2 separate regions of the Homo sapiens genome follow, and region 1 is linked to region 2. Evidence: read pairs that join two places in POLR2A ChIA-PET (ENCODE). Cell type or tissue: MCF 10A. All regions are shown on one strand.

Evidence for each region. Peaks named below come from ENCODE experiments on the same cell type or tissue, not always from the same donor. Only the 100,000 strongest peaks of a DNase experiment are listed, where the experiment ranks them.
Region 1: POLR2A ChIA-PET joins it to region 2 with 8 read pairs; 1 of 35 experiments calls an interaction of 5 or more read pairs at or near these places.

The regions. Positions count from the first base shown.
Region 1 is chr12:89,115,662-89,119,661 of GRCh38, reverse strand. No RefSeq gene overlaps it. Among named protein-coding and RNA genes, the nearest start is that of LINC02458, 98 kb to the right of the region's middle. In MCF 10A, no CTCF peak of the experiment used is centred here; DNase peaks (open chromatin) are centred at 1,761 and 2,081.
Region 2 is chr12:89,178,391-89,182,390 of GRCh38, reverse strand. No RefSeq gene overlaps it. Among named protein-coding and RNA genes, the nearest start is that of LINC02458, 160 kb to the right of the region's middle. In MCF 10A, no CTCF peak of the experiment used is centred here; DNase peaks (open chromatin) are centred at 700 and 2,190.

The DNA of each region.
Region 1 (4,000 bases), 63 kb after region 2:
TATTTACCCTTAGAAAAAACACACTTGAAGGGGAAGCTCATTTGTCCTGACTTGGATATGTTGAATTGAATATCCATTGAATATGAGGCCTGTCCTGTAAAATATCCAAGTAAAAATGTCTAGTGTGCAGTTCAATATAGAGATTTAAATTGGACAAAAGTATGAAAGATAATGTTTTTTGGAGGACATTTGAAATCATAGGATGGAGTGAGATACGTACGGGAGAAGTACATAGCAAAATTAATTGACCAGACTGACAGTGTATCCAGTGCATAGTCAATGTGTTTGTTGGGGGACGGGGGAAGGAGGGAGAGGGAGGAGAGTGGAAATTGTGTAAGTGGGCAGGCTGGAGAAGTGAATGTGTCTTTGTTGATAGGAGTCATTTTGGCTTAAAAGCTGTAATTTCCAAGCTCACCAGAATCCTTTGGGTAGCTTATTTATGGTGGGGTATAAAACCTCAGCTTTGCTTTTTCACATTATTGTCTTGTCTGGAAGTAGAGATAACAAAGGACAAATGGTACATGGAATATCTTCCCCACCCACCTACCCAACCAACCAAGGCACTCTAATATGGTAGTTAACAGCATGGACCCTGGAATTAGTCTATCTGGGTCCAAATCCCAGCTCTGTCACTCACTGGCTATGTGTGCTTCAGAAGGTCACTTAACTTCTCCATGCCTCCGTTTCCACATTTATAAAATGGGTGTAAGAGTAATTTCCATGTTATAGAATTTTGTGAGGATTACATGAGTTAATATTTATAGGTAAAGCACTTAAGATGAAGACTGGCATGTACTAATTGCTATATATAGTATTAATATGTACAATGACCCAGACATAGGCCATATGGCTCTGTTCTCAAGGATTTTACAATCTAGTGGGGAGCTCAGACAAAAAGATACAAGAAGCGGGACCGGACAAGCCTGATGAAGGCACGCAGGAGGGGAAACAAATGTTTCAGGTAACATCTAATTTGTGATCTGAAGGATAGGGAATTGCACCATGGGTTTTTGGGGAAATATGTTCTGAATTCTATAAAATGTTTTGGCACACAATGCATTCATAATAATAAAAATATTTATATGGTGCTTTATAATTTTCAAAGTGATTATGCATACTTCAGCTTATTTGATTCTTTTATCAGTCTGATGAAATCAATAATTTGGAGCATTTTCTCTAGGCCACATTTTGGGGAAGAGTCTCATAAAAATAAGACACATCCCATAATCTCAAAAAACTATAGTTTAGTGGTGTTTTTGGACCCAATATTATATATGTGAAAAATTGAGGTTTGGAAGAATTAGAGGACTTGCCCAAAGTCACACAGCCAGTAGTATAAAAATGATATGAATGCAAATCTCTGGATTACAAGTGGTTTGTTGTCCTTTCATCTTATATATAGAGGTCCTATAACTAGATGAAAAGATCTACTAATGGACACAGATTATCTGAGTTATTTTCTTCAAAATAATATTTGAAAACTGCATGCTTTGGTTTTAGAAACTCCAATACAGCAAGATTACCCCTGTGAAGAATAAACAGGACCCTCTGAATGTGTTTTCTCTGGCTTTGCAATGCCGTATCATATCGTTCACATCCTGGTAGTGTAAAAAAATTCTTTCTGACCCTTTTTATTTAGTGAGATTCCTTCAACTAGGATGCCAGGGCATTTCACAGGGACATAAAGGGAAAAGGTTGGGATATGTCAGCCCTGGGGGTACAGGTGAATGACGTCACTACTTTGGGCTTGTAGCCAAGGAAAACTGCAAAGCCAAAAGCAAGCTAAGGTAGCAGGCAGTTGGGGCAGGCTGGGGTTAGTCACAAAGCTGGCTGAGCCCTGGAAGACAAGAAATCTACTGCCATTAGAGAAAGTTGGTTCAAGGACACCCAAAGTCAATGAGTTAGAGTGAAGATAAGGCCACAAGGAGTGGGAGAATAAAAGGTCGATGAGGGATCAGGCAGGCAGTACAGAGGACAGATCTATATCAAGGAAACTTGATCCCTGAATAGGCTTCCTGTTCCTGTTTCTGAGGTTTTCTTCAGCAAAAGTTTGGCAGGAGTCCACTACAGCAGGGCAGCAGGGCAGCAGGGCTGGTCTAGACTGCACAGGTGAGAACCAGGAATGTTTTTATTTGGCTGAAGTGAGGGAGGCTAGGACAGGTTAGCCCAGCTCCCAGTGAGTCAATTGTAGAGAAACTTAAGATGTGGGAGCAAAGCTCGTTTAGCCACAGGAGGCCAGCTTCAGAAACATGGATATACTGATGAAGATTTGTACTTGGTCAAAACACCATGGTCTGCTTCGAAGGAAAAGCCTTTAAGAAGTATTTATTTTCCTAAAAGATTCATAGTAGACCTTGAGTAGTGAGTGGCTTTTAGCAGGAGGAGAGAGAAATTAAGCCAAACAAATACTCTTTTCAGTGGATCAGAAACATATATCCCACTGTCTTTGAAAAGCGAGTAGGTCTGAAAATAAAACTTCTAAAAGTTTTTGAAGACCCCCCAAAATTGGATCTCCAAACCACTCCCCAAACTGGAATCCAGTTTGAGATGTTGGAATAAAAGTAGATTTGAACTTTGTCACCCGGAATGATGAAGGATCTAAGGACGGTGAGAATTCTCATATGGCACTTGAAATGGCCAGCTGCTGTTCTGATCACTATATAGGTACTATTTAATAGTTTCAGAAACATACTAGGTAAGTGCCATTATTACCACTGTTTAACCACTGAGGCAGCGGAGATATACGGAGAGAAATGAAGTGACATGCTCAAGATCACACAGCCTGAAGTTCATAGAATCCCACAAAATGTGGCTGAGGTAAAATATCATAGTCCCATCTATGCTTTTCTTTCTCTGCATTTATGTGGCCAAGAGCATTTTGGGAACCAGTAGTATTTTGGCACAACTCCAGATATGTGCTCCCGTGTCACTAAGAGACGATATTTTCTGTCCTGCAGTGGGTTCAAAATATGGGTGTACTTCATGGCTAAAACAGTGATTACTGTGTTGAGCAGTGAAATGTGTAAAATCTTTTAGGTTTTAATGTCATAAACACAAATATATAAGTGTCAGATAAAAGAGTGTTTATTTTGCTCCATATTTTCTTCCCACAACATTATCGAGTTAGAGAAGAGTTGAGGAACAGGGGCTGGTTCAGATGTGGCTAACTTAGCCAAACTTACTGGCTATGCAACATGGAAAGTTATTTTTCTTCTGTGGACTTCTGTATCCTTTCTACCCAGTGAAGATAATAATACTCTCTACTTTACAAGGTTGTTGGGGTTCTTAAATATGATAAATACAAAGTACCTCACACAGAGCCTGACACTTAGTAAGTGCTCAATAAATACTAGTTTTTGTTTTGTTTTATTTTGTTTTGAGCAGGAGTCTCACTCTGTCACAGGGGCTGGAGTGCAGTAGTGCAATCTTGGCTCACTGCAACCTCTGCCTCCTGGGTTCAAGCGATTCTCCTGCCTCAGCCTCCCGAGTAGCTGGGATTACAGGTGCCCGCCACTATGTCCAGCTAATTTTCTGTATTTTTAGTAGAGACAGGGTTTCACCATGTTGTCCAGGCTGGTCTCGAAGTCCTGACCTCGTGATTCGCCCGCCTCGGCCTCTCAAAGTGCTGGGATTTCAGGTGTGAGCCACTGCACCTGGCCTAATAAATACTAGTTTTTATGGTTGGTTTTATTACTCTGAAGATGAAACCAGAGGAAGTCAAGGGGAAAGGATCTTTAAATTTACCTATATCTCTGGTTGTTTCCCCCTCCCCATTTTAGAATTGTACTAAGGGCAGCCAGTATTTAGACATGGTTAGGAAGGGAAAGGGAAGTGCAGCTTTCCTCTCCTGTTTTGCCTGTTTAAGCAAATAAACAGTTTCTTACCATGTTAATGGGACCACTGCTCTATGAGAGAAGAAGAGAAGAACTGATGAATATAAGGGATGGGCAGCAAGATCAGATGCTGGGGGAAATCTGCCGAGGAGAAGAGTAGGGAACCA
Region 2 (4,000 bases):
AACTGAAAGAAGCTCAGAGTGGCTTGTGTGTAATGAGCTAGGAAGAAAAGTTTATATGTATGGGGAAGTATATTGAAGGCCACAGTGAAAATAAAAGTTTTCGTTTTGTTCTTTAGTCTTAGGAATTATCTAATTTATTATTACTTTTTTTTTAGATATTTGAAGGTAAACTTCTAATTTTTTACTGTACATATGCAATGAACTGGCACATAGCAGAACAGACTCAGCATAGTTTTTTGAAAGAAAATATTCTAATATCATATCTTCAATATTATACAAATAATTATTGAGTGTGATAGAATTTAGCTATTTAGTATTTCTACTCTTTAAAATATCCAAGTCTAAATAACTCGCCAGCTTGAATAATGTCATCCGCCACAGTCTAAACAGGCCTATTGACCACTCCAGCAGATTGTTTCTATTAGGTGCATTTTCTTCTTGATCTTAAGACTTCCACAAAAGTATAAATATTTAACATCTTTGAGCAATTTAAGCAATCACAGTTTGCTGGAATATTAAAAATGCAATAGTGATGAAAAACAAAAGTATTTCTAACAGAATGCAGACCCAGATCTAGATAAATATAGCTTACTTGTTCATAATCTTCTTTCTCAGGAAACCATGCCTGTCTTCAACAGGATTTTTTCAGTTTAGGTTTGCCCTTTTAACACACTGAGTCATTGTTTGGTAATCAGAACAGTCTCCCCTAGCATTACATTTTTTCTAGGAAATTGGCTCACAGGTTTGATCACGCTTAACAAAGGGTGTCTACCTTGTAAAAAAGGACAAAGCTCTGTGTTGGTATATAGGTACTGAGGAGATTAGCATTTTTTAAAAGACTATTTTTTAGAGTAATTTTAGATTCACAGCAAAATTGAGAGGAAGGTATAGAGATTTCCTGTATACTCCCCACCCCTACACATGCATAGCCTCCACCACTATTAAAATCTCCTATCAGGATGTTACATTTGTTACAGTTGATAAGCCTGCACTGACACAATATAATCACCTCAAATCCATAATTTGCATTAGGGTTCACTCATGGTGATGTATATTCTACGAGTCTGGACAAATGTATAATGACATGAATTCACCATATAGTATCATACAGAGTATTTTCATTGTCATGAAAACCCCCTGTGCTCTGGCTATTCCTCCTTCCCTCCCTTCTAACCCCTGGCAACCATTGATCATCTTACTGTTTCTATATTTTTGCCTTTTGCAGAATATCCTATAGTTGGAGTCATATAGTATGTAACTTTTCAGTTTGGCTTCTTTCACTTAGTATACAAGCATTTAAGCTTTCTCCATGTCTTTTCAAGGCTTGATAGCTCATTTCTCTTTAGCACTGAGTAATAGTCCATTTTCTGGATGTGCCTCAGTTTATTTATACATTCATCTGCTGATGGACATCTCAGTTGCTTCCAAATTTTAGCAATTATGAATTAGGCTGTTATAAACATCTGTGTGCAGGTTTTTGTGTGGACCTAAGTTTTCCATTTCTTTGGTAAATACCAAGGAGCAGGATTGCTGGATCATATGTTAAGAGTGTTCAGTTTTTAAAAAGCTGCCAAATTGTCTTCCATAGTAGCTGTACTATTTTGCATTCCTACCAGCAATAAATGGGTCCTTGTGCTTCACATCCTAGTCAGCGTTTGATGTTGTTAGTTCTGGGTTTTGTTCATTCTCAAAGGTGTGTAGTGGTATCTCATTGTTTCAGTTTGAATTTCCTTGATAACGTATGATATGGAGCATCTTTTGAGGTTAATATTTTAAAATACCACAATGGGTAGAAACAGAAATGCCTGTTCTACTCCTGTGCAGAATTAGAGAGCTGAATTCTCTCAGGATGATGAATAGTTTGCAGCCCCAAATATTATGAGCCTTTTTGACAAAAAAAATGAAACAAAAGCAAAAAGACAAAAAACAAACAAAAAACAGAGTAGCTTAGTACTTGGGGTATTAAGAACATGTTGAAAAAGATTGACCCCCTGAGGTTAGTGAGAATTGTTTTAGGTGAAGAAAAGGCAAAAAAAAAAAGCTTCATTCAGATGCAGGACTAAGTGTTTATTATTTGAGTCCAGAAATGGATGGGAGTGAATAAAAGGGGATGTTCCCTTAGTAGGGTGATGTTTTTGGCAACAGTACAACTGATGTTGCAAGAAGGGAAACAGTCTCCAGATGAAAATCTCTTACAGGTTGGCGTTTGCCCAAAACTGAAATGTTGACAGGGAAGTACAGGCACACCCAAAAACATCCTGATTAAATTGCAGGTGTTGTGCAAAACCAAGTGGGAAGAGCAAGTATTTTTAACTAGTAAGCAGATTCTGGTAGTTGCCTTATATATGGTGTGTGTAGTGTGTGATTTTATAAAATCTCAGGAAACAAGGTAACTGTTTTATGCTTTTGTTATCAAGCTAAGTTTTGTGTGGAGAATCATATACTATTTGTTTCGGAATGTACATTTCAAGTTATTTCTAGCGTTTTTTTTTGCAGAAGTAATTCCTCTTAAATAAAAATGTAAATGGAATTTTACTACATAGAAACGATATTTTATTCATAAAATAACCTTATAAGTTCAAATTGAATAAATTTCCTCAGTATATAGTCAATAAATGAAACTAAGGTTGTTTTGATTAATACAAAAACTTGGAATGAGAGCTTACTATGACACTTGTGATTTCACATAATCCTTAGCATCTAATTTAGTTTAGTATTTCTTTTGTATTTACACACTATCAAAAAAGATCCTAATTTACTCAGAAAACTAGTTGCAAATGGGAAGTCTTTAACAGGTTACTATGTAATCTCAGGATACTCTTGCAGAAGAAGCCTTTAATGTGAGGCCCATAAAAAGCAAGTCAAACTGGAAACACAAGTTAATGCATTGATAGTTTCCAATGTGTTAACATCTGGCATAGAGCTTTCTGGAGTGTTTTAAGTATTACGATATTTAAAATATTTTCCCCAAAACACTTAACATGCAAGTTGAGGTCAACATCTGTTGAACTTTTTCCACAGAAGCTCTTCCACAGAAACCTAGGGCTCAAAAGAACACTACTAGTTGTTAGTGGTGATGTGATAATTATCTCAGACTTCTCAAGAACTGAAGAGTATACACTCCAGTAAAATAAACAAGTGGAACACTGTTAAATAAAATAATGTACATTCTTGCTAGGAAATGTCACAAGCAAGACTGGAATCCAGGCTTCTTGGCCTCTTTCATGTTGAATTTTCATGGAGAATGAATTCAACACAGCATGTAATGGTTCACTGATTGTCAATTTTATTCATTTGTCACTTTATTAAGACATGCCTTATGGGCTAGTGCTCTTTCTTTTAATATGTGTTTCACCAACTAGATTTAAAGTCCCTTACCTAAAGGAATTGAGCCATATATTTTTCTGTAGCCACTAGCCCTGTGTGCACATAGTAGGAAATTAATAACATACTTTGGTTATTCATTTAAGAAATATACAAACTTATTCCCAAATAAACACCTATTGTTAATAATTTACTTGATGTGAGACATTCTGCTGATGCTTCTAGCTGTACAATTTTCAGTGCGTAGACTGATCTAGCTGTATATTTTGTTCAAAATCTCATGAGATAATTTTGTTTTCCTAATTAATGAAAGACATATAGATTGAATATCCATTACGTCTCTAGTGCACAGATAATTCTATGGATGCAATGGTGAGTCTTTTGCACAACTATTTCACGTATTATAAACACAAGAAGTTATTCACTAGAAACCATCATGTCAATGGGTAGTCATCATTGCTAAGTTTGTCATTAAATTGGTCTTTTAATGGGGATATTTGGTATTTTCTCTTTCATTTGCAATGATAGCAAATGGTAGCATTTAGATCTGATTTCATGTTGTGGGAAGACTAAAATTTCTTTTTCAGAAATATCCTGGCTTTGCTTAATAATATTTCATGTCCCACTCCTATATGTGAGTGTTATTATCCATCCAAGCAAAATATGTGTTGCCTCT